Regions from separate parts of the Mus musculus genome. Here regions 2 and 3 are each linked to region 1. Evidence: chromatin loops called from intact Hi-C (ENCODE). Cell type or tissue: heart. All regions are shown on one strand. Links, peaks and the distances in the headings refer to the core of each region. The heading gives the core; the rest is flanking DNA. Region 1 holds the start of Ptcd1 (pentatricopeptide repeat domain 1). Region 2 holds the start of Zfp655 (zinc finger protein 655). Region 3 holds the start of Arpc1b (actin related protein 2/3 complex, subunit 1B).

Region 1 (10,648 bases), core at 1,335-9,334:
GTCCCCTGAAGCTGCAGTTACGGGTGGCTGTGAATTGCTATGTGGGTGCTGGGAATTGAACTTGGGTCTTTTGGAAGAACAGCTCTTAACTACTGAGCCATCTCTAGCCTTATTTTAAATTTTTTAAAAAAGATTTATTTATTATTATTATACATAAGTACACGGTAGCTGTCTTCAGATGCACCAGAAGAGGGCGTCAGATCTCAATACGGGTGGTTGTGAGCCACCATGTGATTGCTGGTATTTGAACTCAGGACCTTTGGAAGAGCAGTCAGTGCTCTTTTTGTTTGTTTGTTTGTTTGTTTGTTTTCTTTTTTTGCAGTCAGTGCTCTTAACCACTGACCCATCTCACCAGCCCGTCATTTTACATTTAATAGCCATGTATTTGAGTTTAAAGTATTTTGGAAAAATACAACTAGAACTGCCAGGTATGGTGGCACACATTTTGATCCCAGCACTCCAGAGACAAAGGCAGTGTGGATCTATGTGAGTTTAAAGCCACTTTGGGCTACATAGTGAGCTCCAGGGCACAGGGCCACACATCAGGGACTTGTCTCAAAACAACAAAAATAACAACAAAACACTAAAATATCATGTCATAATTTCACAGACATTAGTATTAAGAGAGATACATAATAAGCCTTGAGAGGGGTAGGAGGGTGAACTAGTTCCTTAAACAAACAAACCAAACACTTCTAGTGGTCTATGGGTACTAGAAATAAAAAAGTGGAGGGATGGCAAAAGAGTAAGCCTCACAGGATAAAGAGAGCCGTTAGCAGAACCCTGGACCCCAGGCAGGCCATGTCCCATGCAAAGTGCCTGCAGCCTCGAGAAGACAGTTAGCTTTACCATTGTAGAGCTGTGACAGACATGAGCAGGAGCAGTGTCCTGCAGCAGGGAGAGTCCCACCCAGATGGGAGAGAGCCACCCTCTGCGAATGTAATGGAAGCCGGCCATGACTGCTGAAAGGGCTGCTGAGAGTAAGTCTGTGACTAATGAAGGTGAGACTAGCCTTGCCCAAATGAATTTTTGGCCACAATGGGAAGAAATGCTCTGCACCTTCGCTCTCCAGGACAGCAGCCACTGGTCTCATGTGGCTGCTGAGCATCTGAATTAGCAGCAGTATGGCTGAGGAACTACACTTTAACGTTTGTAACTGGTCAGCACGTATGTATGGCTCCTGGCTACGGGACGGCAATAGTGCCATGAACTAAGAGTGCCTTCGTAGCAAGAGGTGGAATTTTGGGAGCCTCATAGTGTGTGGCACATATTACCTAGGAAACTGGGGTTCCCTTTTGGGATTCTTAAGTCTCACTAATACTACTAAGGTTCGAGAAACAGAACCCAACAGGGCCCAGCCTGCTACTATCTGTGTAATTACCTAACAGTCAGAAGGCAGGAGAGCTGAGCAAACGTGGGAATGAGACCAGGAGCCAATGAGAGAGAGAATGATGTCATGACCAGAGACCATGAGGTCAAGCTGTTCTCCACTCCGAGGTCTACTGCCTCAGCACTCTGCAGCACTGCACTGTGCAGGCCAAACTCACTGTTCCCAGTCCATCCATTCCAAGCACCCTTGCTCTGCACCTGCGCTTCCTGTTCAAGCACCTGACACACAAGGCCCCGCTCACAAACACCTACGAATCAATGGAGGGCTAGGCTCACATAGCCTCTGCTGAGGCCCCAGAAGAAAGACTTGGCCAGTCTTTGACTAGGAAGCTCACTAGCTTGCATACACTGAAATTAAAAAGTCTGTATTCAGCCCCTGGGCATGGCTACGTGTAATTCTGAGACCATGAGAAGCCCCTGAAAGCCTGTATGCCCTCCTCTCCACGGGAAGGAAAAGTAACAAAAGAAGGCAACCTTTAAGCCGGGCAGGCTCAGTCTGTGTTTAGGTTTTGGGTACCATAGTCCAACGTCCTCCTAGCCTATCTAAGCCATGGCTTCACTTAGGAACACTCATCTCAATATAATACAACTGAATGTAATACAGGCAGATACCCAGTGGCCTGGAAATCTGCTAGAGGGCCAAGTAGGGCCAGGGTGTAGCTGGAATTTCCAACTCCAATAAGCCCATGTAAAAAACACACAATCTAGTTACTATAATTATAAGCTATAAGCGTACATTGGGCAGATCTAATACCATACTAACTTACTCACCAGCTATAAGACCCTTGTTACTTGTGGTTTCTCTTGGCTACATGGCTCTGCTCCATCATGGCTTCCTCCTCCTCTTCTTCAGTCCTCTCTCCTTCCCTTCTCGTCCTCTTCTCCTTTCTACCTGCTCCCACTCTGAAACCTCCAGTCCCACCTTTCCGAACCTCCACTGCCCAACCACAGGCTCTAACCTTTATTGACCGAATAAAGAAAAAAAAACCTCACATAAAATCACCTAAATACATGATAGACTGCTCATCAAAAACAACCGTTCTTAAAGAAACAAAATTAACCTCAAAATACAAACAACACAGGGTACTTCAGGAAGGGTGTGAGGAAGTCAAGGGTCTCTTACCTTTGCCACAGGCGGCTTTCAAAAAGAATTCACAGACAGCAGCCCCCGACTCTGTAAAAGGAAAGAACCAGTCATCAACTAAAGCTAGGTACCAATGGAGGGGACTCTTAGGACCTTTAGTGCAGGATGTAGTGAGCTGGCAAAAACCACAAAGCCCATGCCTGCCATGGTGGGATATCCCAGTACTCAGAGGCAGACACAGGCAGAGCTCTGAGTTCTAGCCTAGCCAGGGCTACACATTTAGCTCCAGGCCAGTTAGGGCAACACAGTGAGACCTTGTCTCAAAGCAAAAGCCACTTGTTTCAGTCAGACTCGTGAAATGTGACTTCACTGTGGGACTAAACATCTCAAAACCTCCTGGAAGCCAAGAGCTTTCAAGACATTTAAGAATGGGTGGAGAGGCTGGGCAGTGGTGGTGCACGCCTTTAATCCCAGGACTCAGACTCGGGAGGCAGAGGCAGGCAGATTTCTGAGTTCGAGGCCAGCCTGGTCTACAAAGTGAGTTCCAGGACAGCCAAGGCTATACAGAGAAACCCTGTCTTGAAAAACAAAAAAAAAAAAAACAAAAACAAAAAAAAAAAAAAAAAAAAAAAAAAGAATGGGTGGAGAAGGTAAGAAGGAACACAAGATCAGAGAATAATTACCCCCAGCTCAGCCCTCCCATGGGGGTTAATTTACAAGTATATTAGTATGAGACAGAGAGAAGGAATGAATGGTCTCACAGGAAATAACTAAATCACTAGCTGAGCCTCTGAGCAGGGAAGATGACAGAGCAGGCAGGGGCCTCTTTAGACATTAGCCTAGTGGAAGAATATAATGGAAGATCAAGCAGGCCAGCCCTTAATATGTGACACCTACATAGAATTACATAGGTGCAAGGCCATTCATCCTCACAAACACAGCCAACTCTGGGAGGGCAGCACATCTACAGAGCCAGCATGTGGCAGCAGTCAGCAAGTCCAGAAACTCACCAGAACAAGTCTTGGATTCATAAATAGTTTTCACTGATGTATCAGCGTGGATTTTCAGAAAACAGTAAACTTAAAAAACAAAAACCAGCCAGGCAGTGGTGGTACACGCCTTTAATTCCGGCACTTGGGAGACAGAGGCAGGCGGATTTCTGAGTTCGAGGCCAGCCTGGTCTACAGAGTGAGTTCCAGGACAGCCAGGCCTACACAGAGAAACCCTGTCTCAAAAAAAAAAAAAAAAAAAAAGAAGAAATAAAAGAAAACAACCAAACCAAAACAACAAACCAAAATAAAACAAAAACCAGAAACACCATTTCCTTCTGTCTTCTTTTTTTTTCTTTTTCCCCAGAGGCAGGGTTTCTCTGTGTAACAGCCCTGGCTATTCTAGAACTTGCTTTGTAGACCAGCTTGGCCTCAGTTTCAGAGATCTGCCTGTCCCTCCATCCTGAGTGCTGGGATTAAAGGCAAGAGCCATCACTGAGTGGCTGCAATGGAAGGTGCCTCAGCACGCACTTCTTGTTTGTGGTTGTGTTGGGTATGTCAAGGCCCAGCAAGGCACCTACCAAATCTGGACCTGAGCTTCGGAGGTACCCATGCTATGCACATCCCTGGCTCTCCTAGGGAGACTTTGGCTACTTTGTGGGTTCTTTTATCTTCCACCCTTCTAGTCCCCTAACACTAGATAGGTGAGAAAAAAAGGATGGAAGGGAGAGAGGGGGTGATGTCATTGTTAGACTGCTCCCGGATGATTAGGGAGCAAGTTTGGTCTTTGCTGTCAGGGTATCTAATTTCTTGTTGTTCCTTTTTTGTGCACAACTACTTAACAACTCTCAACCAACCAACAACCCACATTCTTGGGGCCCTAGCATTTATATACCCTCTTAAGAGTCCTCCGAATTCCAAATGCCACACAATGGCAAAAACTATCTGCCATTGGCAGTATCACACTCCTGCTAAGGAATGAGGCAAATCATAGTCAGCTGCTATGGAAAATCTGAAGCAGCCCCAGATCCCATATCTGGGATTAAAATAAAAATATATTCCTATTTCTGTAGTTTTCTGGGTTCTGGATTTTGTTTGTTTGTTTTTGTTTTTTTCCCTTCAAGACAGGGTTTCTCTGTGTAGTCCTGGCTGTCCTGGAACTCACTCTGTAGACCAGGCTGGCCTTGAACTCAGAAATCCACCTGCCTCTGCCTCCTAAGAGCCATGATTAAAGGCGTGCGCCACCACTGCCCGGCTATTTCTGTGTTTTTTAAAGAAACCCAAATCTTTACTTCAAGTGCACACTTGCCTCCACAGGTTTGTGGATCTATTGCCCCACACAAATGTTCCATGGTCTCAAGGCAGTGCCATCAAATTGAGTAAAAACCTAGTGCTTAAAAGGCTAGCCTGATCTATAGAGTGAGTTTCAGGACAGCCAGGGCTATACAGAGAAACTCTGTCTCGAAAAACAACAACAACAAAGAGTAGACATATGTGCAAGGACGACCTGGCCAAAGAGGACAGTTCTGTCTGAATTGAAGCAGCTCCCCCAAACGGAAGATATATCCCACCAGAACAGGAAAACCATCTCATCACATGAAGAGGGACAGTAAATATAGCTCGGTCTAAAGGTTCGCTGGGGGCCTGAGTTGGGACAGGTGACCCGGAGGTGGGGTAGTGAGGAAAACGGACAATTCCAGGACAGGGAAGGATTTCCCAGGAGCTAGACTAAAGCAAGCCTGGAATATGAGGGTCTACTTGGAGTCTTCGACAGTCAGATACACTCAGACTCTTCTACCGCCTAGTTCTGATGAAAGTAGAGAGGAGCACGCTAAGAGGTGGAAATGGGGGACATTCTAAGACTTTGCTGAAGTTGGAGCAGGATGGGAGAAGGCAGTTCCACTTCAGGATGACACGCGTTCACTGGAGAATTACGCGAACAACCGACACAGTCCTGCTGTCCCGAGGATTGCCACGGAGCAGTCCCCGGGGATCAAGGATCCAAGGAAAGGTCTCCCCGAGTTCAAGTGACACCGGGAAGTCCCAGGACGGAAGCGGAGGAACTAGGCGAGGGTCCCGGGTTCCAGGGCCCAGGGCTGGGGTAACCTCTGGTCAGAATCAGACTCGCCCACCCACCCGCCGGGCCCCGCACTCACTATCCATGCCGGGGAAGGGCAGCGGCTGCGCCCCGAGCTGCTGCTCCACGGCGATCTCCAAGTCGAACTTGATGTGATCTACGCTGGCGATTATTTCCTGCATGGCGGCGGCGGCGGCCTCGGGCCCAGCTCCCCCTCAGGTCTCTCAGCCGCTCTCCGCAACTCACGCTACCTCTCCCCGTCCCCTTCTCGCTTGCCGCCACCGCCGCCGCCGCAGCCGCCGCCCCGCGAGGGATGCCGGGAGCGCTGGAGCCCGCGCCGGCCCTTTTTTCCCATCCAGACTCAGCCAACGGAGCTCAGAGTCCGGCCACTCCTTCAGGCCTGACTAGCCGCCGACCGATCGCCTGTTTCTTTCGGTTCTGTATCTTACACAAGAGGCGGCGACGCAAGTGCGCCTGCGCGGGATCTCCGTAGTCTGTGCTGAGGGCAGGAACGCTGTCTCTGGAGCCGCGGTCCCTCGACTCTGAGGACGTCTCACTAGGGGCTCGCCGCTTAGAACGCTCAGAGTGAGTTTCTGTTCAACCCTCATAGGAAACCCGGAAGCCGGGTGGAAATTGGACCTGAGGGACTTTGTCCAAGCTCAGATGCGAAAACGGAGGATCTAAAGGCCTGGGGAGAGGAAGCAAGGGGCGACCTAGGGTCCCAGGTCTCTCTGTGGGTGTAGCTCTAATGCAGACGTTTAAAAGTCGGGTAAGGGGGCAGGAGGTGTGGCTCAGTTGGTAAAGTGCTTGCCCCACCACCGCATAAGCCGGTAGTGTTAGTACAGACTTGTAATCCCACTAACTGGCAAGTGGAGGCAGAAGGGTCAGAAGCTCAAGACCAGACTGCATTACATGAGACCCTGGAGAGCGAGTCAACCTAGTAGAGCTAAGCCTCAAAATACCGTCATACCTCTTTTCCCTGTTATTATGTCTTGTTTTTGTTGTTGTTTGTTTGTTTTGTTTTTTTATTAAAGGGCTTCAAAGTAAGCAGGCCCAGCACAGCCTAATAAAAATAGAATGCGAGGGTGAGAGGGTGTAGCTCTGTGAGAGGGAGCATGTGCATATATGTGCCTTCCACACCACTCGAGTGCAGATTAGGGAAAAGCTTGTACCACAAGTCCTTCCAAGTATGTTCAGGAATCAAGCTCAGGTCACCGAGCTCTGCAGTAAGCACCTTTATCTGCTGAGACCCTCTTGAGCCTCTTGTTGTTGTTGTCGAGACTGGGGATCTCTAGGTAGCCCTGAGTAGCGTGGACTCACAGTTGTAGACCAGACTGGCATTGAACTCATAGAAATTCTCCTGCCTCTGTCTCCCTGGTGCAGGGCCTAAAGGCATGGCCCATCACGACTTACTCTTACTTTTTAAAGACAATCTCATGAAGCCCAGGCTGGTCTTGAAGTTGACATTATAGCTGAGGGTGACCCTGAATTTCTGACTCTTTTCTACCCAGCTGAGATAGTAAGTTTGACTGATCTCCCACTCCCCACCCTGCACAGAGCCAGGTCTTCCTAACTCAGAGCCTACCCTCTGAGTAAACTTGTCTCTCTTTTCTGACTCTTTTTAAAAAAGATTTGTTTGTTTATTTATTTATTTATTTAATGTATGTGAGTACACTATAGTTGTACAGATGGCTGTGAGCCTTCATGTGGTTGTTGGGAATTGAAATTTTTTAGGACCTCTGCTCGCTCTGGTAGGCCCTGCTTGCACCAGTAGGCCCCCTCACTCCAGCCCAAAGATTTATTTATTATTATATGTAAGTACACTGTCGCTGACTTTAGATGTACCAGAAGAGGGGGTCAGATCTCATTATGGGTGAGCCACCATGTGGTTGCTGGGATTTGAACTCAGGACCTTCGGAGAGCACGCTGAGCCATCTCGCCAGCCCTTCCTTTCTGACTTTTTATATGGCGTCTGATGCGGTTTCCTTATTTTTCTTGATTTCAGGCTGCAGGGGCTCGAGGCAGCCAGCGATGGACCTCCTAAGACTCTCCCGGCTCTTTTCCGGTCCCCGCCCCATAGGACTGTCTGTCCTTCAACACCTGGATCTTGTTGGATCAACCCGATGGACAGGAGGCAGGGAGGGACCTGCACGGCTGAGAGCTGCCTTCTGCGGCTCCTCCTCCCCGCTGCCCCTGGGCAGCGGGAACCAGAAGGAAATGAGCAGCCTCTGCTCTGACTCCAGTAAGCTCAGCACTGTGGCTCCCCAGGAGGAGGCAGAGGAAGAGAGCTTCGGGAGCCTCTCTGGCAAATTCTCCTCCCGGAGGATATTCCACAAGTCAACGGCCCAGCTCTACAACCTGCAGCTCAAGGAACAGGGTGGTGAGGAGGAAGAACTGGAGCCCAGACCGTGGCGGGGCCGGAGGAACACTCAGTACTGGTACTTCTTTCAGTGCAAACGTCTGATCAAGGAAGGAAAGGTCTGAGAGTGTGCTGTGATTTCATCTTGTGTCCCTGGCCCTTTAAGAATTCTTAGCTGGGAGAACCCTATGACCTTCAGTGTTGGATGCCCCTTGGATTTCTGGGAACGGGATAGGAAATGTATATAAAGCCGGGGGTGGGGACTAGCAGAGTGAGAAGGCAGTTAGTGAAGACACTGTCAGACAGTGGAGCCAGGAGGAGCTGAGCTGAGCTGAGCTGAGCTGAGCTGAGCTGAGCTGAGCTGAGCTGAGCTGAGCTGAGCAGATAGGCTAGCACAGTTGCTATGGCTTGGAGCTGCTAGCATTGGGGAAACTACTGGGAAGGGAATGTTTAAGCAGACTGTTGGGGAACTGAGGGAGGAAGAGGCTGGGCTGGAAACTGAGCGGAGGGCAGGCAGGGAGTTAAGAGAACTGGTAAACAGGTAGGCATTTTACATGAGAACCTTGGGGTTTTCCTTCTGCTGGGTTGGCATTTTATGTGGGGCAGTGCAGCCTTCTCAGCTGTTGAAGCTGGGGTGTTCATTACTCAGTCCTTGGATCTCTGTTATTGCTGTCTGGGTGCAAGTGTGAGTGTGTGTGCCACGGTGCACATGTGGAGCCCAGAGGACGACGTATAGAGCTGGCTTTTCCTTTCCACCTTCATGCACAGCCCAGGGATCGAACTCTGGTCACTTGCGCTGCAGGCGCCTCTCTCTGCTGAACCATATTGCTAGCCCCTTACCTATCTTTAACTCAGTACATGGAGGTAATCCCGTTAGTCTTCTTGTCCGTATCACATTTCCTGGGCTCATGACTTATTCTTCTCTTAACAGTTTGACCTCTAAACTGTTGCCAGCTCTAACTAATTTTCATTCTTTCAAGGCTGTCTTGCTGGGTAGCCCTGGCTGATTGGCACTCACTTTGTAGCTCAGGACAGCCTAAAACATTCACCCTTCCTGTCTCCCCTTCTTGAGTGCTGGGATTACCAGTACCCCGCTTATTTTATTGTTTTATACCTTTTTCACAATCTTAACTGTGTAGCCCTGGCTAAACTGGAATTCACTATGTAGCCCAGGCTGGCCTGGAACTCACAGAGAGGCCACTGACTCACAAGTACTGGGATTACAGACACATAGTAGTGGATCTAGCTTATTTTATTTGTTTGGTTTTTATTATTTTTTTGGTGTAGGATCTCTGTCTCTGCATTCTTGGCTGTCCTAGAACTCATTATATAGGCCAAGCTGGCTTTGAATTCAGAGATCTACCTGCCTCTGCTGGGATTAAAGGCATAAACTACTATACCCGGTTTATTTGTTATTTTTAAAATACTTTTTAAACTTTATTTTTGTCTTTTTTCTTGGATAAGGTATCTCTGGGTAGCCCTGGCTGTCCTGGAATTCACCTTGTAGACTAGGTTGGCCTCAAACTCAAAGACCCACCTGTCTCTGCCTTCTGAGTGCTAGGATGAAGTGAGTTTCTGCCCCACTCTATCCCACCTAGCTCATAAATAAAGGACAGAGAGACCTGGTATTTTTAAAAATATTTTTATTCTTATTTATTTATATGTCTATCTGTGTATGTATGTAATATGTCCATGTGCCTGAAGTTAGGAGCATCCTTTGGAGTTAGCTGCCTGATGTGCATGCTGGGAATTGAACTCGGGTCATCTGCAAGAATAGCACATGTCCTTAATCACTGAGCCGTCTCTTCAGCCCGAAACCTGGCATTTTTATTAACCAGCTGCAAGCCTAAACTGCCGGGCAGGTTCTGAGACTATTATAACCCAACTTGTCTATTTATAACCAGATAAATCCCCCATTACTTGCCACCTGAGTCTTGCTTTGTTGCATGTGTGTCCCCAGGGCCTGCTACTGGTGCTCATGGTCCATTCCACCTCATGGTGACCTTCACCTTCACTCTCCTCTCCTTTTCCTTGTGGTCCGTACCTTAGACTCCTCTACTCAATGTGAAGTCCCACCTCCCTCTTTGCTGCCCAGTCACAGGTACTCGCCTTTTGTTATCCAATCAGAGACCTTTGGGGGCATTCTTCACAGCACATTGGTCAATACAATGCCCAAGTCACACTGCAACCTGATCTTAGAGCACAGAGCTCAGCATCTGAATACACAGTGCACAGGACCAACCCCAACACTGTTTTTCCATAGACGTGAGATCGTTACATCCCCCGAAGCTGGAGTTATACGTGGCTATGAGCAGCCTGACAAGGGTGCTGGAAATAGAACTTGGGACTTCTGGAAGCTTCTGTGCTCTTAGTTGATGCCATCCCTCCAACCCCCTTGCTTCATTTTGTAGCTAGAGTCTTATGTATCCTAGGCTGGCTTTGAAGGATAGCCCGGAGCCTTTGACTCTTCTGCTTCCACCTCCCTGGTGCTGGGAGCACAGGTGTGCACTGCTCGCCTCCCTGGTGCTGGGAGCACAGGTGTGCACTGCTCGCCTCCCTGGTGCTGGGAGCACAGGTGTGCACTGCTCGCCTCCCTGGTGCTGGGAGCACAGGTGTGCACTGCTCGCCTCCCTGGTGCTGGGAGCACAGGTGTGCACTGCTCGCCTCCCTGGTGCTGGGAGCACAGGTGTGCACTGCTCGCCTCCCTGGTGCTGGGAGCACAGGTGTGCACTGCTCGCCTCCCTGGTGCT
Region 2 (10,648 bases), core at 1,115-9,114, 66 kb before region 1:
GTTCCAGGACAGCCAGAGCTACATAGAGAACCTGTCTCAAGGGGGAAAAAAAAAGTCATGAGGGTCAGGCCTGGTGATGAAGGATACCTGTTTTTCATTTGGTTTCCTTTGTTTTTGAGACAAAGTCTCACTGTATAGCTCTGGCTTGCCTTAACCTTAGAAAGATACATCTGCCTCTTCTTCCCAAGTGCTGGGATTAATTCTGTGCATCACCACACCTGGCCCAGCCCATACCTCTAATGCCAGCACTCAGGAGGAAGCCTGGTTAGTCTATACGAGTTACAGAATGCCTGGTTTAAAAACAAACGAACCCAAGACTTTTAATGTCATACATGATTGGACCTACTGTGCTACAGGCAGAGAGGCAGGTCCCAAGCCTAACTTCTCAGAGCCTCAAGTTCCTCTGTGGCCAGTGAGCGGACTTAGTAAAGGAGCTAACGACCTGGATTCAACCCCCAGAGCCCACACAGCACAAAGAGAGAACTGACTAGAAAGTCATCCTCTGACCTCAACATGCAAGCTGTGGTGTGCACACTCCCTTTGAATTAATAAAGAATGTAACTTTTTAAAATTTTTTTGCTTTGCTTTGTTTTTTGCTTTTGAGATAAAGTGTCTCTGTGTAGCCTTGGCTGTCCTGGAACTCAATACAGATTAGGCTGGCCTCAAGCTCAAGATCTGCTTGCTCCTGTCTCCCTCGTGCCAGGCTTAAAGGCTTTAAAGGAAGCTATTTATTTAAAGAGTAACATCCTCTGCTTACTGTTGAGTTATAGCAAGGATTAAACGAGATATGCATAGCATGTGGTACGAACAGAAAGGAGTCATGACAGTAAGACATATTCTATGGAAATTACTGTTGTCTCCAAGACATCAAGCATTTTGTAAACTCAGCCATTTATTTATTTACTGCTGCCTAGTGCAAACATTTAATCAAGGGACTACTCTTTTGGTGCCTGTGATAAATACAAATACAGCCATGGGAAATACATGAATTGGAAAAAAGAGACTAAGCCATGGACTGAATTATAAAGGTCTTATGTTTAACCCCAAACACTAAATAAAATTAGTAAACACTTAATTTAACCTTACATTTCAAATGAAGTATGGTGGACCCACAAAGATAAAATGAATTCCCAAGGATGTTAAAACAGTTGCTAAGGATGTGCTGGCTCAGTCACAAAAGCAAGCTGGGTAGTGTAGGAGGGTTTCTTATAGTTTATGCGGGTATGCATGTATGTGTGTCCTTTGTGTGTGAAAAGATGACAAGATAAAATGAGGTAAAGTTCCACTTGGTAGAATATTATAAGCTTGAGTTAAAATACTACAAAATTTCTTTACTACAAAAAGTACACAAGTGAACTGTTGGAAATTCTGTATTAGGTAAAATTAACAGTAGTTTACAATTATATAGATCATTTTACAATTTACAAAGCTTTTAAAAATACATCCATTTTGATGCCCTGAACTATTTAGTTTCTGTCCCCCCTACTTCCCCTCTATCAAAGACAGCATTAAGAACACTTAATAGGAAAGGTAATATAAATACAGCAATTGGTTTGGTACCACAACAAATCAGGTACAAGAAGACAGGACTTTAAAGGAAGAAAAAAATGATACCAAACATGAGAGAAGTCTGGGGGTCACACAAGTGAGAGGTCACACAGTGAGGCATCACAGTGGGCAGGCTATACTTACTGCTAGAAAGAGCACACAGCATCTGATCCCTACTCTAAAATAACAGGAAAAGATGGCAACTGAAAAGAGTGAGCTTTGTGGCATTTCACACAAGTAGCTGACCACCAAGTGTGGTTTATGAATGAACGGAGTTCCAAATGCACGTGATCATAAGGAAGGCTTCCATGTTAGAGATTCACCAAATGTCACTTAGGGAGGGAGCAGCAACTTTACATAATGGTGGCATCCCAAGGAACATATGTTCCATCAACCAAGTATGATATCTTACAATCTTGGAAAAGGAGTTTCCGTGCTGGGATGAGCACTCCCGATGGAAAGCCGATCCCTGGGCCATCTCTTGGTGATTCCTGCCGTAAGGACTGCAAGTGTTTCTCCAGAGAAAGCACTTGCCTGGGTATGACTCAGGGCTGGGCAGGAATTCACACAATGAATCCGGGTGGTGGGAAGGCGGAGAAGTATGCCTATAAAGATCAAAGAGCCAGGAATGGAAAACATACTAAAAACCTTCCCAATGAGCCAATGAGTAAACTGTCTCCCACATGTAAGAAAATGTCTTAAATCTAGCATGTAATCAGGAAAATTAAAAAAAAAAAAAAAAACAAACAAAAAAAAAAAAAACAAAAAATAGGTGGGGAAGGGGGCGGAGGTTATAGATGTAAATACACAAAGAGTGTATGCAAGATCAAAGACAGGCTAAAAAACTGCAGTGAGGGCAGCAGACAAGATGACAAAGCTCAAGGAGACTGCCAACAGCCCTGTCCCTCCTCAGGGGTATTTCTCAACAACACTATAGGTTGCCTAATCTCAGGTATCCTTAAAATAAGGAATCGTAATTTAAGAATTTAGCCTAGGGTTGGAGAGATGGCTCAGTGGTTAAGAGCACTGACTGCACTTCCAGAGGTCCTGAGTTCAAATCCCAGCACCCACATGGTGGTGCACAACCATCTGTAATGAGAGCTGATGCGCTCTTCTGGTGTGTCTGAAGACAGCAGGGGACATCCTGAGCCTTCTGGTGCTGGGTTACGGTTACTTGGATCACCACCTAGGTGATGCACTCCAATGGCAGACAGTGAGTCCCACCTTTAAATGAAGTCTCTCAAACCTGCCTGTTTGGAGAAGAGTTTGAGAATCTCAAAAAAGTGAGACTCATCATCAAGAGAGATTTTAGCCTGTCTTTTAAATGTATTTCTTTAATGGAAAATATCTCAGATACACAAAGGGATCAGAACAGAGTCCAGCTAGGGGTTGGGAAGATCCTTATGACTATTTAAAGGGGGGGGGGGGAGGGAGAAGAGAGAGGGGAGAGAGAGAGGGGAGAGAGAGGAAGGGGAAGAGGGGAGAGAGGAGAGAAAAGAAAAGAAAGGGAGAATTTAGCCAAAGCACAACCAAGTTTCTCTTTCCTAACAGGAAACTGATGTCCCACAAAAGCAAGAAGTACAAACTGGGGATAAGGATAACGGTCTCCTCCTGATAACCCAAAGTAACCTTCAATTTACCTCCACCCCCACCCCCAAGGAAAGGACCTTAAAGATGGAGGGCTGAGAGGTTCTGTGTTAACTGGGCACACTCTACTGACTACCTAAAAAACCTCACACCTACTCAGAAAGAAATCCAAACAGGTAAGTTGATCAACAGGAGGGTCCTTACCCAGTGAGACCACGTTTCCATAATTCTCTAACATCACTTCTCTGTAGAGCTCCCTCTGAACAGGGTCCAGGCATCCCCACTCCTCTCGTGTAAGATGCACAGCCACATCCTCGAATGTCACAAACTCCTGAAATAATAATTCTGGCTGCTCTCAGGAATGGGCTACTATAGCACCATGGCCAGAGAATGAACATGACACAGAGGACGTCTAGTAGCTGTTTATGTTGGGGAGGAGAGAGAACAGACTAGAACTTAAGAGAACAAATCCCATGAGTGCCCATCACAGTCTCATGGACAAAGATGATAGTGGAGATGGAAAAATTCTATCTGTCAAATCCAGGTCTCTGAAAATGATCTGTTCCCAAATTGCTACTGAAAAGACTCCAGGCAAGGGTTAACAGATGGGGTGAAAGAGAGGCCACACTCAAGCAACGAGAAACCCTGAGGAAAAGCAGAGGGTCCCTCAGCTCACCTGGTACCTGGCTGTCAGGAGCGCAGCTGCCTGGTCTCCTGGGCTTCCCTCATGGGGAAGAGCAGGCACCTGGGGAACAGGTGGAGCTGAGGGAGGAGAAAGGAGCCAAGAGTGAGAGCAGCCCCTCCACAGGGCTCCCTTTTCAGAACACTTCTCCTGCCCAAGGTATGTCTGTTGCATCCTCCTTCACGTCAGTGTTCCAGTAAAGTCAACATTTACCAGGTCTCAGGTATGCCCACTCCTCCTTGGGAGCTGCTCCTACTTACACAGACTGAGGACTGTAATATGGACTTTACTAGGAATCGCACTTAATCCTCATGGCATGACATTCCTTCTATAGAAGGGCAAGCATTATACCTGTTGTGATGAGCAAAGCAAAACAGACAGACAGACAGACAGCATTTCCTGGCCAGCCTGGGTTACAGAGTGAAAAATGTGGTCTCAAAAACCAGAAACAAGAGCAAAAAGAAGCCTGAAGACATAGCTCAGTTGGTGGAGTGCTTGCTTGGCATGCATGATGCTCTGGGTTTGATCCCCAGCACCATCTAGTGGGCAAGGTGTCACACAACTGTAATCTCAGCACCTAGGTGGATATAGAAGGATCAGAAGTTCAGTCACCAAGGCATAGCAGTCCAATGCCAACCTGCTCTACATTAAGGCTCTGAAGAAGAGTTGAAGGGGACTGGGTGTGGTGGTGTAAGCCTTTAATGCCAGCACTCAGGAGGTGGAAGCAGGTGGATCTCTTTGACTTTAAGGCCAGACTGGCCTAGCAAATTCCAGGACAACCAGGGCTATGCAGAGAGACCCAAACAACACAAAAAAGTTGAAGGATTTGATGATAGGGCCAGGGTCTTCAGCAAACTTCTGACATTTTTCCAGATACCATTTACTATAAACATCATTCTGCCTTCATGTTATTATTGGGCACTATTTCTGCAAGCTATTGTGTGCGGCTTGTAGAAACAAAAACAGTCATGTTTCCTCACAATCCTTTACACCCTCCAACAATGTCCCACACAGTACCCTCCACATAATGGTACTCCATCTGTGTTGCTGACATACAAGTTCCTTCAGGCACTGGTGCTGATCTATAAGAACTACGACATAGTTCTTACATAATAAAACCAGCAGCTAAGTATGATGCTGTATGCCTACATTCCCAATGTAGCTGGGGGGCCGAGACAAGATTCATTCAAATCATGGGCCGCATAGTACTAGGCCAGCCAGGGCTACCTATACATTAGCAGGATCCTATTTCAAGGGGAGGAAACACTTACCTATTTAATATATGTATGTGAATAGATAGTTAATATGATGTAACATCTGTGCATGTAAAGAGACACTGTGTTCAAACAGGAAATTAAATGGTTGCTTTCTTGACCAAAATTGGATTATTCACGAACACTGAAGTTGCAAAAGAATGGCAGGTAGCAAATCACACTAGATCACCAGGAGAGGAGGCAGACTGAAGAGAACCCAGGGAGTCCCCGAGGCCTGCGTTAGGTAAGCTAGTGAGACATGGCAAAAGCAGCCTTTGTTAGAAGTCATTCTGGTTGTGGTGTCTGCAGTGAAGCTCATATTCTCAAGGCCAGAGCAGGGTGATGGGCGGATTACAGACAGGCTAGCTACCCTAACCACAGGGCCCAAGCCAAGGACTCACACCTGCCACGCCCTTCCAGTTCTTCCACTAAGGCCCACCTTCTTATTCAAGACCCTGGCCTCTCTCATGTCAGGCCAGGGCCCCTTACTATTCCCATTCTCCTTGAAGAAAGTGTGGTCTCTGCCTTACCCCCACTGAATCCCTGCTCCATGTCCGTGTCCTGCAGAAACCGAAGCTCTGGGGAAAGACATTCAGACTGGTTCTCCAAAGGCTGGAAGTGGCCCCTGGGTGACTCTGCGGCTTCTTGGGATGTTACCTCCTCCATCCCTGTTCAGGGGACAATGACCATCACTGCAGGGTGAGAGTGAGAAGAACTGCTTAGTAAGTTAAAATGTCCCATAATCTCATATTCTCAGGACTTGGCAAACTATTCTATATATGATAGACTTTGTTAAAAAGACATTTTTTTAAAGCTAGTGTTTCTCTGTGCAACAAAGCCCTGGCTGTCCTGGATGCTCTTTGAAGACCAGGCTGGCCTCAGACTCACAGAGACTTGCCTAAGGGTTGGGATTAAAGACCAGCACCACCACACTCAGCTAAAAGCAGACTTTAAAAAAAAAAAAAAAAAACCAGCCTGAAGGTGGTAGTACAAGCCTTTAATTCCAGCACTGGTGAGGCAGAAGCAGGTAGACACGAGTTTGGAGCTAACCTGATCTACATTCCAAGACAGCCAGTGCCTCAGAAAGAAACCCTGTCTAGAAACCCAGCCCCACTAGATTTTAGTTGTCACAGTCCACAGACTTAAGTTTCTCTAAATGTAATTAAGTAAAGTGCATGGTAATTAGGGCCCAAGAAGGGTTTAAAACCTAAAAAGTTACCAAAATAAACAAAAAGAAAAACACAGAAGCAGGAGATGCCTGTAATTTAAGGGTAGAGTACTTCCTAGTATGCACAAGGCCCTACCTTCAATCCATAACAACCTCCCCCTTCACAAAAAAACAAACATGAGTACCATTCGGTTTCAAAACTTAAAACCCAAACAGGAAGGTGTAAGAATTCGATATTACTCAGACTCTACTGAACAATCCCAAATCTGTGGTTTAAAATATATGTGTGTGTGTGTGTGTGTGTGTGTGTGTATCGCTGGGCGTGTAATCCCAGCTCTCGGAAGATTTAGACAGGAGGTTCAGAAGTTCAAGGTTAGCCTCAAAGCTGTCTTTTAAAAACCCAAACCAAAACAACAACAACAACAACAACAACAAAATAGCTACCATTAAAAGAATTTTTTTCAACACAGTACAACTGCGTAAACCTTTCCATGGAGCGTCCTAAGTAATTTAGAGGCTCAAGCTGAGACCCAGTGAAACACGCCAGATAAGATTACTCATTGTTTTTCTCAAAAGCAGGCCCCTTAGGAATCATGTGGTAAGCGGTAAGGCCGTTCTGCATTACTCAATGGGCCCCGATGAATAATGATACAACTCACTTAGGAGACAGACCCTTAGGGCAGGCTGGTCGAGCCACCTGCGCGCAGCACGAGGGAGGGCTGCGAGGAGCCTGGTGTCCTTCAGATCCAAGGACGAGCCCGGGTTCCGTCCACCGTCCACCGTCCACCGCCCTCCGCCAGGCTCCCGGCCCGTCCGCAGGCCTCGCCCAGAGCCACCCTCCGCCTACCTCTCTCTTGGGCAAAGGTTCGGTCCCCAGAGGGCGAAGCGGGCCACAAGACCGAGCTGCCACCCGGGCCCGGCCACTGGGTTCGCACCACGGGGCCACCCCGGCTCCCCGGGCTCCGCGACGAACCCGGGAAGAGGGGAAAACAGGGCCGCGAGCCCGGCCTTCCGCGCGCCCCAGCTCCGGGAACAGCCGTCAGCCCGCACGCGGCGCCTCCTGCGCGTCCGCCCCGCGGGCCAAACAAGCGGTCGCTCCCACGGCGACGCGACAACGGTTCCCCGGGACTCACCCAGGTGGAGAGGCGGGCCTGGAGACTGTCCCGTCACGGAGGCGCTCCTCGCTCAGCTGCACCAGCCTGTCCGGGGCCACTCTCTCGACTGCCAGAAGGCTGACGCCTTACGTCACTTCCGGCGACGGAAGTCCACGGGAGGGCGGTCCCGGGTGAGGTTCCCGGATGAAGAGCAGGGGTGAGGGTGTCCCGGGTCGAGCTGTCAGCTGACGGACACGGGATGCGGTCTCGTGGGTGGGGTCCGCAGCATCGCTAGATAAGGCCTTAGTTGCTGTTGTGCTTCGCTTTCTCGAGGTCGCACAGCCCTCCCTGCTGATTAGGGCGCATCTTACACCAGGAGGGCGACAGAGGTTGGGAAAGAACTCCCGACTCCTCCCGGGCCGCAAGAGCGTGCAGGAGGATTCCTAAGCAGAAGATGAAATACCACCCTCGTGTCTAATACTGGTTTGGTCCGGCTTTATTTCTCCTAGGAAGTGCCTGACCCCAAATTGCCCACAGAAAGGGACATACTAGGTGTTGCCCTGCCTGGAAGGGACAAACGTTTTCCCCAAGAGGATTCGCCCAAGGTCACCAAGATTTTCCTGTCAGGCCCTACTTTGAGTCCCACCCTTTCCTTCATGTTTGATTCTTTGCCTACCATGAGGTGAGCAACTTCTTCCAACAGGAGTTCTTCGCTGTGTGCAGCTTCACTGTAGACACAAAGGGAGCAAGTTTAACTGAGAACTGTTTGAAACTGTGACACAAAAATCTCTCCTCAAGCTTGATTATCTCAACTATTTTTGCAATAGTAGATGCAAAGCCAAGACTCCCATAATTTTGTTCCCCTGGAAATTAGTGAAGCTCAGAATCTTGTAATTTACAATCTTATAATTATCTAGTATTAGGAACAACTGCTACATAAATCAAATATTTTAAAATACTGCCCAAGGGCTGAAGACGTGGCTCAGTGTTGAAGAGCACTGTTGCACTTCCAGAGTACAAAGGTTCGCTAAGTTCCCAGAACTCAAACTGTGGCTAACAACCCTGTCACTAGGTTCTAGAGGTGGATCTAATGCCCTCTGACCATGGGAGACGCTGACCACCCCAGGTGAACATATATGCATGCAGGCAAAGGATACACATATAAAAAATTATTTGGCTTGGAGAAATGGCTTACCAAGTAAAAGCCCTAACTGTTCTTGCAAAGGACCGGAGCTCAGTTCCTAGTTCCCACGGTGGCTCACAACCAGTGTAACTCCAAATCCAGAGGGTTGGATGGTCTCTCTTGGGCTCCTGTCACACATTTGGCACAGTGCACACATATGCACACACATACACACACAAAATAAAAATAAATCTTAAGGGAAAAAAAAACTGCCCACAACAGGTGTGGTAGCCTATGTGGTGGTCTATACCTGACAGGTGGATCTCTGTGAGTTCCCAGACTAGTCTACATAGTGAGTTCTACACTATCCGGGGCTACATACACCCTGATCAAAAAAAAATTTTTTGAGGATTTATTTATTTTATGTATATGAGTATACTGTAGCTGTCTTCAGACACAGCGGAAGAGGGTGTCAGATCTCATTACAGATGACTATAAACCACCATGTGGTTCCTCGGATTTGAACTCAGGACCTCTGGAAGGGCAGTCAGTGCTCTTAACCACTGAGCCATCTCACCAGACCCCAAAATTTTTTTTAATTAAAAAAAAAAGAAGAAGAAGAAAAGAAAGGAGGAGGAAAGAAGAAAGAAACCAGGGCTCAGGGCTCATAATAGGGTTTTTTAAAATGTCTGTGTGTATCTCAGACAGTGGTGGTGCACATATTTAATCCCAGCACCCTGGAGGCAGGAGGGAGACCTCTGAATTCCAGGACAGCCTGGTCTACAGAGTGAGTTCCAAGACTGTAGAAAGAATTCTGGAATTTTGGTTTCTTTAAACATACAGGGGGAGGGGGGAGGGGGGAGGGTGGTGGGGGTGGGAGAGAGAGAGAGAGATTATAAAAATGTCTTTTCATTTTAATCCCAGGTGTGGGGATATAGGGCTGCTTCAAACTGGTCACAACAGCTGACTGTGGTTTGCCTTGGGCTCTAGCAAAAGCATAGTTTTGCCAGCTGCAGGTAGTTTCTGCAATTGTGAGACATTTGAAATTCTGGCTACTTTCATAGGGTATATAAATGCTAGGGCCCCACTAGGCATGGTTGGTTGTTGGTCACTCAGGTAGGTTGGTTGTGGTTTGTTAGTAGTTGTGCCCAAGGAAGAAACAAGAAGAAAGATAGAGTTCCGTGAATCTAACTTCTCTCTGGCCACCCTATCTTTCTCTCTCGCCTATGGAGTGACAAGGGGTGAAACTGGGGCCAGGGATAAAGAGTGTAAAAAAGAAGAACCCAGCCGCGCAGTGGTGGCGCATGCCTTTAATCCCCAGCACTTGGGAGGCAGAGGCAGATGGATTTCTGAGTTCGAGGCCAGCCTGATCTACAGAGGGAGTTCCAGGACAGCCAGGGCTATACAGAGAAACCCTGTCTCTAAAAAACAAAAATACATACATACATACATACATACATACCATTTAAAAACCAGGGCTGGTGAGATGACTCTGATTAAGAGCACTGACTGCTCTTCCAAAGGACATGAGTTCAAATCCCAACAACCACATGGTGGCTCATAACCATCTGTAATGACATCTGACACCCTCTTCTGGAGTGTCTGAAGACAGCTACAGTGTACTTATATATAATAAAATAAATAAATCTTTTTTAAAAATTATAAAACCAAAACAAAAGTGTGTGTGTGTGTGTGTGTGTGTGTGTGTGTGTGTGTGCGCGCGCGCGCACGTGTATATGCCAGAGGCCGACACTGTCACTAGGCCTTATTTCTCAGGCACTTGCCACTGCCCCAGAGCTCACTGATTAGGGTAGGCTCACAGCAAGCCCCAGGGATCTTCCTGCCTCTCCCTCTCCAGTACTGGGATAATGAGCACAGGCTATCACCTGGCTGTTTTTTGGTTTTTGTTCTTGTTTTGTTTTGTTTTGTTTTGTTTTAAAGACTGGGTCTATGTAGCCCTGGCTGAACTGGAACTCATAGATCTGCCTGCCTCTGCCTCCTAAGTGTACGTGTTGGGATAAAAGGTGTGTGCCACCACACACAATTGGTCTTCTCCGTTCTTTTTTCTTGAATAATGTGGGTTCTGGAGATTGACGTCTGGTAGGTATGTCCCTGTAAACTTTATCAACTGAGCCATCTCCCCAGCTGCCATTCTGTTTCATCTCCAACCCCTGCCCCTCTTTCCTGCTGCTC
Region 3 (10,648 bases), core at 1,787-9,786, 52 kb after region 1:
TAACCCACTTACAGCAGAGCCTGGCTCAAAATGCAGTTGGGCCAGTCAGTGCCCGGTCCTCCCTTCCCAGGCCCTGAGGGTTGAGCAAAGCAGGGAAAGTAGATAAGACAGCTGGCACTCTGGGGCAGGCTCAGAGCTGGGCTCCCGCAGCTTCCTCCCCTACACACTGAGGTTCAGAGGACTCTGGGACTGAGGAGGGACGCCCAGCCTTCAGGCTTCCCTACAGCCTTTCCTGGCTAAGGAGCTGCCTCGGAGCCCTTGGCGCACGGCCCCTTCCCCCAGGGCATTCACCTTGCTACTCCCACATCCTGCCAGATGTGTTTCTTAGCCATTCCAACCCATATTTTCATGCCTGGGATCTCCTCTTTGCCTTTCTCTCTAGTCTTACTCCACTATGTCACTCATCCAAAAATACCGAAAGTCACCTCCTCCAAATCCCTGCTCTGTCCAACCCCTTCCCTCACCTCCCCAGACTCAGGATGTTTCGAGACTATGGAGAGACATCATGGCACTGTCGGCCAGCTGTGTAAGCCAAAAGCTCACCTCTGCCCCACCCCCACCCCACCTCTAGCTGAGGGGAGAGGAGAGTGGGGTGGTATACCTAGGCTGGGCTTGACAGCACATGCCTGTAATTCCAGCAATGGACGAATAAGATCTGAGGCCACCCTGAGCTACCCAGACCTTGTCTCAAGAAACAACCAGAGCTGGGGATTGTAGCTCAGTTGGCAGAGTGCTTGCCTAGCGCTAGTGAGGGTTCCCTCCTCAGCACTACATAAATCCGGTGCGGTGATACAAGCTTGAGAGACAGAGGCAGGAGAATAGTCCTAACTCAAGTCATCTTCAGCGCACAGTGAATTCTACCCAGGCCGGCCCGAACGACGCGAAACGCTGTCTTATAAAGCGATGACAACACTGTGCAGCCAGGAGGTGATCTGCAAGTGGGCTGCTGGGCTGGGTGGGTGTATTCACTGGGTAAAGGCACTTGCAGCCAAACCTGACAACCTGAGTTCAATCCCTGGGAGCCATGTGATGGGAGGAGAGACCTGACCCTCAGGTTGTTCTGTAATCGCCACATGCATGCGTGGCGCAGACGTGAACACACAGACAAGTAAACAGAAAAACAGTCTATGAAAGATTAGCATAGAAGAAGCCAATTGCGGCCGCAGAGATGGCTCAGCGGTTAAGAGCACTGACTGCTCTTCCAGAGGTCCCGAGTTCAATTCCCAGCAACCACATGGTAGCTTACAACCATCTGTAATGAGATCTGATGCCCTCTTCTGGTGCGTCTGAAGACAGCGAAAATGTACTCATATACATAAAATAAATCTTAAGAAAAAAAAAAAAGCCAGTTGGCAAGCCATGTTTTCAGTCCACAAAATGCATAATGCCCTCTCTGGCCCCACAAGCTAACGGTGAGCCACATGGGCACACTCTTGCCTCAGACCTATGCTCAGAATGCTCCCTCAGCTATAATGCTCTTCACTCAGACACAGACACACCCTGCTCTGGCCCCACCCTGCTCTTGGCCATTTTCAATCTCAGCTCGGTTGCATCAAGAACCTTCCACAGGGCATTCCCCAGTGAGCCCTGCCCCTGGCCTGTCCATCTCCTCCTTAGAGGTGAAAACCTCAATTCCAGATACAACAGGGACATTCTAGAAAGTTCCTGGGGTGGCATAGGACACTTGTGCCAACAGAAAGCAAGACTATCTGTGTCATCACAACCGGCTGTAACTCATGCTCTGATGGACCTGGTGCCCTCTGCTGGCCTCCACAAGCATTGCGGTCACATGTGCATACCCACAGACACACAATTAAAAATAAAATCTTTTTTTCTTTTTTTTTAATGATCCAAGCTAGAACCTCTAGTTTGGATCATAGCTCTATTATTGGTGGCTTTATTAGTCTTATAGGGCTCCCTTTTCTACAAAAGGCTTTACCCCAAAAGGACATGCATGCCTTTTACTCAGGAGGCAGAGGCAGGAAGATCTCTGAATTCCAGGCCAGCCAGTTCTATGGAGTGAGTTCCAGGACAGCCAGGGCTACCCAGAGAAACCCTATCTCGAAACAGAAAAAGATTAGCAGAGGAAGCTTGAAGTCAGCCTAATCCATAAGGCAGATTAGCAGGGCACAGCTCAACTAGAAGCCACTCAAAAGCCCAGCTGATGGGAGGCAGAGGCAGGCGGATTTCTGAGTTCGAGGCCAGCCTGGTCTACAAAGTGAGTTCCAGGACAGCCAGGGCTATACAGAGAAACCCTGTCTCGAAAACCAAAAAAAAAAAAGCCCAGCAGCTGAGCTCTGCTTGGCGCCTGTATTCTAGTGGAAGTCCAGGGCTGTAGTCTGGAGGCAGAACCTGACTTCCTAGTGCCTGATATTATGCTGCCCCCAGCAGCAGGCTCCATGTGTCTTAGTGGATAATTCAAGACAACTGGGGGAGCCCTGACCCGTTCCCTGGAACCTAAAGGTTGTGTATGGAAGCAGTAAAAAGCTGGTTAACACTAACCAGAAGCATAGGGTGACCAGGTAAACGGTTCACACACATCTACCAGCCAATCACACTTTAGCAGGAGGGTTGACAGCACAAGGGAGGCAGATGGGTAGGGGAATCATCTTCTCATCATGTCTGAAACGCAACCCAACTAGCAGTGCTCCCGACCACCCAAAGGGGAGGAGCAGGGATGACACCCACTGCCTGTCATCCACCTTCGTGTACACTGCAGCGGTGCAGAGTGGGCACACCTTTAAAACTCAGAACTCACAGCAGAGGTAGGTGGATCTCAGAGAGTACAAGGCCAGCCTGGGCTACACAGAGTTCCTGGACAGCCAGGGCTACACAGTGAGATCCTGTCTGTCTCTCTCAGGGGGAGGGGGAGGCAGAAGGCAGAGGGAGAGAGACAGGGAGAGGTGTGTGGGTGTCGATACAAACCTGTAACCCTGGCACGCAGGAAGCCGAGGAGAATTTTTACTTACTTATTTTGGTACTGCTGGGATCTGACCCAGGACCTGTACACTATTGCTGAGCCACACCCTAAGACCTCTCTCTCATTCATCTGTCAAAGAGGTGGCCCAGGGGGACTGCAAAACCTGCTCCTGTTCTATTATTGCCTGGGACACAGAGATCCTGGGGGAGCCTGAATCAAACTTCCTGTCTGGCTCCAAACCATCTCCTGCCAGCACAGCGCTGGGTCTCTGTTCTCCCAGGAGCATGGCCCACACGGGGTCACTCCCTGCCAGTCGACCCAGGGCTGGGAGGGGCAAGGGAAGGAGTGTGGAACGGAGCTGTCATGCTGAGGAATGGACTGCTTCTCTGAAATTCCTAGAAGGGGCACTGAATGGTGCTTTGGGTCTCCAAAGCGACTTGGAGTTTTTATCCTGAGAATGCTCCAAAACATAAAAGACTAGGATTTTTGGCATGATGCTAAGTTTTTTTAGACAGGAATTTTTTTTAAGGTTTATTTATTTTATGTATGAGTACTCTATCTGCACATACACCCATGTGCCAGAAAAGAGCATGAGATCCCATTACAGATGGTTGTGAGCCACCAGGTGGTTGCTGGGACTTGAACTCAGGTCTTTTGGAAGAAGCTCTCAGCCGCTGAGCCATCTGACAGCCCCATAGACGTGAATTCTTAAACTGTGCCTGGTAGCACAGGCCGGTCAGTAACCCCTTGCACTCTACAGACTAAGGCAGGAGGGTCATGAATTTGAGGCCAGCTTCATATACAAGAGAAACGGAGGGGTTTTTGGTTTGTTTGTTTTCTTTTACACTGTTGGGGATGGTACCCCAAACCTTGTACATTCTAAGGAGGGGCTCTACCACTGAGCTACACCCCAGCCCCTCACTGGGGGATTCTAGGCAGGGGCTCTACCACTGAGCCACACCCCCAGCCCCTCACTGGGGGATTCTAGGCAGAGGCTCTACCACTGAGCCACACCCCCAGCCCTTGGGGATACTTCCTGACCATTGCTAAATGACTTCCACACTCCTGCTATCTGTATCAAGGAATGTTGTGTCGAGGAAAATGCCTGGTTGCATCACAGTGATGTATCAACAACTGGGAGAGGCCCTCTGTGTTCCTAATGGAACAAGTGGTCAGAAAAGCCAGACGCTTCTACCTCAGGACACCCTCGGCTGGGGAGGACCTACGCAGCTCCCTTCCTAAGCCTGCCAGCCAGAGCCTCAGGCCCCTTTGCTGCCAAGGACATTCTTCCAGTGCCTGGGTCCCAGAGTTCCTTCCAAGAGTGCTGGGTTAAAACTCTCCAGCAGGGTGCGCTGCTGAACATCGGAGACAGAGCGGGCTAAGGCTGTGGGATCAGGAGTTTGAAGCCAGCTTGGGCTTCATAGGGAGAACCTGTGATTGATAGAAATGGATGGACGGATGGATGGATGGATGGACGGACGGACGGACAGACAGACAGACAGACAGATTAGATAGGTAGGTAGGCAGGCAGATAGACAGGTAAGGGGCTGGTGAGATGGCTCACCGGGTAAAAGCGCTTGCAGCCAAGCCTGATGACCTGAGTTTGATCCCCAGGACCCAGGAGCGAAGGAACCAATTAAGGCTTCTAACTTGTCCTCTACCCTACCCCCCCCCACACACACACACATAAATAAATATCCTTCGCCCTGGCCCCTTGGCTTTTCTTGGCTGTGTTTCCTTGAATCACACACTCAGTCTGGCTGGATTTGAGACTTAAGCCAAGCCGGGAGTTGCCTGCAGCGAGAACCTTGGCTCCACAGGCAATCCAGGAAGTCCCCGCCTAGCTTGGGAGCTCAGCTAAGTACAGCCAGCAGCAGTTTTTTTTTTTCTTTTTTATGGTGCTAAGCCTTACTCAACTTCCTGTTGTGGGTAGGAGCCTGGGTGGTGTGAGCAACCCTCCAAACCCTCAGTTCCTCTTCTTCCCCCTCCTCTAAACTGTCCTTGAAGACTTACTGAATGAGGGAAAGTCAAATCCAGCAACAGATTAAATAAATTCTAAAATATCGTAAAACACCAGTTTAAAGAACCAAAACAAAAACTTCTCCAAAACACAGAAGACTCGGTGCTAGCAGGGCTGTGGGGAGACCCTCATCTGTTCCATGCCTTTGAAGGGCCGCGTGCTAACTTCTAATTCCAACAGCTTGTATGAGAGCAGACAGAATGTGGGGCTGGAGAGAAGGCTCTTTGCAGAGAACTCCAGTAGCCCTCAACCACCAAATAAATACTCTAGCTCCAGGGGACAGCATTTTCCACCACCCCAGGGCTCAAGTGTGTGGGCGCGCGCGCACCCAACCCATAAAAATACATCTTTAAAAAGAGAACAACACTGATGACCTTAGTAACTTGAAAAAGCAAACTTTTAAAGCCCTCTTTCTTAGGGTTGCCTTACTACAGAAAACCCTTTTTATATCAGTGGGTGACAGATTGGAAAAACCCACATACCACTGAGGAGGCTGGATCACTGGTAGAGCACTTGCCTAGTAAGTTCCAAGGCCCTGGGACCAAGACAGAACAAAATACTTTAATTCTAGTTGGGGTTATTTGTTATTTGAAAGATCCCGAAGTGTGCTCACCTTTAATCTCAGCACTGAGGAGACAGAGCTCTATGAGTTCAAGGCTAGCCTGGGGGGAGGGAAGGAGGAGGGAGGGAGGGGGAAAGAGAGAGAGAGAGAGAGAGAGAGAGAGAGAGAGAGAGAACCCGAGTCCAGGGGAAAGGAGGAGACCCTGCCTAAAAGAACAAAACAACCCAGAGTGAAAAAGAATCACCAGCGTACACCTTTAATCCCAGCACTCGGGAGGCAGAGGCAGGAGGATTTCTGAGTTCGAGGCCAGCCTGGTCTACAGAGTGAGTTCCAGGACAGCCAGAGCTATACAGAGAAACCCTGTCTCGAAAAACCAAAATAAATAAATAAATTTTCATTCACACAGACCTTTGCCTTGCACGCTTCATTGTGTGTCTTTGAGTGCCCATGGGTGTCGGGGTATTCGAACTCAGACCCTCAGGATTCCCCCTCCCCAACTCCACCCCTGTCAGTGCTTTTATTCAATGCTCCATCTCCCAGCCCCGCACATTCTCTTACAGTAGAAGCCCACGTGGTAAATCTATTCCTTTTTTATTGTCCACGTGAAGAAGTTGTTCCCTCCAAGTCGCCCCGCAGGGCTGCAGCTTCGGACCCCACCCCACCCTCCCACCTCATAAGGCCAGGTTCAAAGGAGTGCAGAAATAAGGTCTGCAGCAGCAGACAAGCAGGCACTCTGCCAAGTGTACTAGCCACATTTGGCAGCTAAGCCTCCAAATCTGGAAGGTCCCCATTTTCCAGGCAAGGCAAGTTGAGCTCTAGAGAGGCGAGGTGGCTCGACTGCGTCAGCAGCCACACCGCCCCAGGCTGGAGCTGCCTCGCGGGAACAAGCTTCATGGCCAGCACCTGGGCTGGCTCCCAGTTCAGGATTCCAGCCTATTTGCGGGCCCCACCGGGACCTGCCCTGTCCGGGGTGGCCTGGCTGGGTGCCCCTCGAGCCGCCAGGGTCCGCTCGCCCAAGCTGGGTGGAACCAGGAACCTGGACCCCTGCCGGGTATGGTCACTGGGGGATGAGGCGGGGCAGGGGTGCTAGCTCATTTCCCGGTCGCAACAACCCGGAAGGCTGCGGACCGAGGGGGAAGTGACTGAGCGTGGGGCCCTGCGCCCAAAGTAACGGGGCGACACGGGTCTCGGGGATCGAAAGCGGGGCCAGGAAAGCGGAGAGGGGGCGCGAGGCTGGGGCTGTGCCGTCTCGATGGCGTCGAGTGCGCGGGGAATCTCTGCGATTCTTCCCACCGCGCCCCGCATCCCCAGAACGCCGCCCCCCACTAGCTCCTTGCCAGCCCCACCCTCGCCGGGAGCCCCACCAGGCCCCCATGCACACGGCTCTCCACTCCTCTCTCATCCCCATCCCCCTCACCGTCGAACATCGCCTCGAGTCCCCTGACTTCTAGGTGGCCTCAGACACCACACACACCTCGCGACCACCCCGCGCCCCTCACCTCGGGTCTCCTCGGCCGCGGACTCTGGACAGTCGACGCGCCGAACCGGCTCTGAGACCCGCGCAGCGCCGCAGCCACTTCCTCGTGGGCGGGGGGCGGGGCCTTCGGGCACAGCCCCGCAGGGACCGGGGGCGGGACCCGGGCGGCTGTGGCCAGATCTCAGGGCCCGCCCACCCCTCGGGGTACTAAGCCGCCCGGACCTCAGTTAAGTCCAGCTCAGCCCAGAATTCGTTCGGAGATCGCACGCTGTTGCCCCTAACTACTTTCTGAATGGGGAAACTGAGGCTGGAAGAAGGGGGGGGGCGCTTAGAGGGCGGAAGCCCGAGATCGGGCAACCAAGAATTCAAAGGTTTTGAGGCCACACGCAGGCACCCCGCAACTTAATGACTCCTGCCCCGCCCCTCGCACTCTAGGTGCACCCCAGCCGTGGTTCCCCAGACTCTGTGTCCCAAAGATGGCAGAGTCGCTGGCGTCCAGGAAGAAGAGCACTGCCACTCCAGGTGACTTCTCGCTTCGGAAGTCCACACACTTCCCTCCAAGTTGCTGAGTAGCTTTGCAGTCAGGTGATGATGCTCCAGGGTCAAGGGTCTTCCAGGTTAGGTGCGTCTCAAGTTCCTTTTGCTGTGCCTCCCACCTTCTGAGAGCTCCTCTCTAGACTCCCAGCAATCTCCTGTATCACTAATTCTGGCTTAGAGGTGCCTGTGATAACCCACACCTGTCATCCCAGCACTGGGGAGATGGAGGAAGAGAGATGAGATTCGAGTTCACCCTTGGCTGTAGAGCTGGATGAAGGCCAGCCTGGGTTACATGAAACCCTGCCTCAAAAAAACCAAAGAAATGGGCCAGTAAGATGGCTCAGATGGCAAAGGTGCTTGCTGCCCAGCCTAAGGACCTGAATTGAACTCCCAGCACTGACTTCCACACACATGCCAGCCATAGTGAACTAGAGTGTGTAAACATACACACACACACACACACACACACACACACACACGCAGGGTAAGTAAATAAATTAATACTTTTTTTTTTTTTTTGAGCCAGGGTTTCTCTGTGTAGCCCTGATTGCCCTGGAATTAGCTCTGTAGGCCAGACTGCCCTTGAACTCAGAGATCCGCCTCTGTCTGTGTCTCCAAGTTCTGAGTTCTGGTATTAAAGCAGTGCATCATCATGCCTGGTGTAATAAAATACTCTAAGTTTGGAGCAGTTGCTGCAGTGAACACCCTGCCCATGTTCAGTGATTATGTATATGTGTGTGTGTGTATACACACACACACACACACATATACATATATAATGGTGTTGGGATTCAAACTCAGGGCCCTGCACACACAGCAGACGCTCAGTCACGGAGCTACATCCCCAGCCTTCACTTAAGTCTCCTTAAGTTTCTGGGGCTGGACTTGAAGTTACGTAGGCCTTGAGCTTGTGATTCTCCTGCCTCAGTTCCCCGTGCCACCAGACCCACCCAGCTCAGTAAGATTTAGCTCAGGTTTCCACGAGTCATCCTCCTGCCACAGACACAGAGGAGCCATGATCCTGCGCCCCCTGCTTTGCTGTTCCTGTAGGTTTGTATCTGTAGCCCTGTGGGTCAAGGGCATCCCTGGCTGGCAATCTGTCCGTGCTCGCTCAGCTCCATAAAAGCCCAGCAATGGCCCCAGGAGGCCTTGAGTGATCTGACTCCATACGCCTGTGGTGTCCTACAGTTCTCTGTCCCGGGGTAGTAACCTAAAGTGACCCAGTGTCTTCAGAGGATGGACAAAGCAAAACCAAGCCCAGGACTCTAGGAAGTGGCCCACTACAGAGAAGCCCCTCTGGGTGAGCTGTATGCCTGGAGGGCAGTAACCCTCAAGCGGAGGGGAGTCCTCAGAGCAGAGCATAGGACAAGACAATCCTGCAGAGAAAACCAGAGCACTCACTGGTCAGCTCTGGTCAGCTTAAGCTCAAGCGTCTTTCAAGAGGGTTAAGATTCATGGACCAGGTGTTTTGTTTTGTTTTGCTTTATGATGGTGGGTATAACCCAAGACCTTACACATGCACTGAGCCACACAGACCCTAGCCCCTCACAGAGGGTGAGTCTATTCAGTTCTTCTCTGAATGCGATGGTAGGAGCTTGCACCTCTTGAGAAGAAAGTCACTGTAGGTAGTGTTGACTTGCTCACTCTGTCTGGTGTGAGGTGCTGCTCTGAGGTGAGTAGCTGGCCTCCACCTCACCCTTCTGTGCTGCCACAAGCTGTGGAGCCAAGTGACTATAGACTGAAAACTTTGAAGCCATGAGGAAACACAGATCATGCAAGTGTGCTTCTATGCGTGTGTGTGTGTGTGTGTGTGTTTGCCAAAGGTCAGTCTTCCTCAGGCAGCTTGTGTTTTGAGTTTTTCTCACAGAGTGTGTTAGGTTGACAGAACTTTGCACCCCAGGGATCCTCCTGATTTCACCCTCAGTGCTAGGATCATAGGTACATGTCACTATGCCACTTTTTGTTCATTTTTGAGGCAGGTTCTCTCAGTGTAGCCCTAGCTGGCCTGAATTCACAATGACCAGCCTGCCCCTGCCTCCTGAGTACTAGGATTAAAAGTGTGTGCCACCATGGCCAGATAGCTTTTCTTTTTCTTTAAAGAAAATCTACTTTTATTTTATGTGCGTGGATGTGTTGCTTGCATGTCTGTGCTCCAAGTGTATGCAGTACCCTCAGGGGTTGGAAGCAGGCATCAGGTACCCTGCAACTCAAGTCGCTGTTGTTGAGAGCCACTGTATGGGTGTTGGGAATTAAATTCAGGTCCTCTGCAAGAGCAGCAAATGATCTTAACCAATGAGCACCCCCTCCTCCCCAGATAGGGTCCCTCTCTAGCCCGGGTTGTCCTGGAACTCATCGTGTAGACTTTCTTAGCCTGCCTCTGCCTCTCTGCCTCTGCCTCTGCCTCGTAGGATTAAAGGTATGTGCCACAACATCTGGCTTTTTTTTTTTTTCTTTAAAGTGGGTTCAGGGCTGGAACTTGGCTCCTTGCAAAACAAGCACTCTGCCATTTCTCCAGCCCTTTCTTCCCTTTTTTAAAGCTTATTTTGATTTTATGTGCATTGGTGTTTTGCCTGCATGTATGTCTGTGTGAGGGTGCCAGATCTTGGAGTTACAGACAGTTGTGAGCGGCCGTGTGGGTGCTGGGAATTGAACCCAGGTCCTCTGGAAGAGCAGCCAGTGCTCTTAACTGCTGAGCCATCTCTCCAAGCCCCTTGTTTGTGTCAGTTGCCATGGCCATTAAAAACAGAAGGTTCAGAAGGTTCAATGACTTCTGCCAGTTGTCATATGACCTCCACATGTGCACTGTGCTGTGCACATCCCTGATACAATATAAATAAATATACAATAAAAACTAACACAGAAAGGAAACCTCAGACTGCAAAGCTCTCCCCCACACCCCCATCACTCCACCTTCCACCTCTGGGTCTATAGCCCAGGCTGGCCCAGAATTCAAACTCCTCCTGCCTTGGGCTCCCCGCTTGCTTGTCAGTACAGGGTGCACCATCGAGAGGGAGCTTTATGACCTCAAGTGAAGCAAATCTTTGGAGAAGAGGGCTTGGGGGACGCCACCTTGGAGAGCTGTCTGTCTCTTCCGGGAATGTGCGCACATAGTGCCTTGTAAACGAAGATGAG

Evidence for each region. Hi-C counts contacts between places; a loop is a spot of excess contacts. Peaks named below come from ENCODE experiments on the same cell type or tissue, not always from the same donor. Only the 100,000 strongest peaks of a DNase experiment are listed, where the experiment ranks them.
Region 2: a loop joins it to region 1, with 4 times the contacts of the local background. A loop is called at or near these places in 2 of 42 quality-filtered maps.
Region 3: it touches region 1 in a loop (4-fold over the local background); 2 of 42 quality-filtered maps call a loop at or near these places.

What each region holds. Positions count from the first base shown.
Region 1 is chr5:145,162,430-145,173,077 of GRCm38, reverse strand. It overlaps Ptcd1 (pentatricopeptide repeat domain 1), which reads left to right and starts at 5,974. Exons shown (of 9, transcript NM_133735.2): 1 at 5,974-6,124; 2 at 7,545-8,017. The coding sequence starts at 7,571. Cpsf4 (cleavage and polyadenylation specific factor 4) reads right to left here and starts at 5,865. Exons shown (of 8, transcript NM_001291248.1): 1 at 5,619-5,865; 2 at 2,513-2,563. The coding sequence starts at 5,721. In heart, for the core only: no CTCF peak of the experiment used is centred there; DNase peaks (open chromatin) are centred at 5,957 and 7,757; H3K4me3 peaks cover 3,012 bases; H3K27ac peaks cover 1,953 bases.
Region 2 is chr5:145,228,555-145,239,202 of GRCm38, reverse strand. Zfp655 (zinc finger protein 655) reads right to left here and starts at 7,461. Exons shown (of 4, transcript NM_028298.4): 1 at 7,372-7,461; 2 at 5,601-5,762. The coding sequence starts at 5,736. It also overlaps Gm6287. In heart, for the core only: a CTCF peak has its summit at 4,358 (motif pointing left); a DNase peak (open chromatin) is centred at 7,502; H3K4me3 peaks cover 2,248 bases; H3K27ac peaks cover 1,729 bases.
Region 3 is chr5:145,110,695-145,121,342 of GRCm38, reverse strand. It overlaps Arpc1b (actin related protein 2/3 complex, subunit 1B), which reads right to left and starts at 7,087. Exons shown (of 10, transcript NM_023142.2): 1 at 7,002-7,087. In heart, for the core only: a CTCF peak has its summit at 4,261; DNase peaks (open chromatin) are centred at 4,252, 4,732, 6,582, 7,032 and 2 weaker places; H3K4me3 peaks cover 1,915 bases; H3K27ac peaks cover 2,066 bases.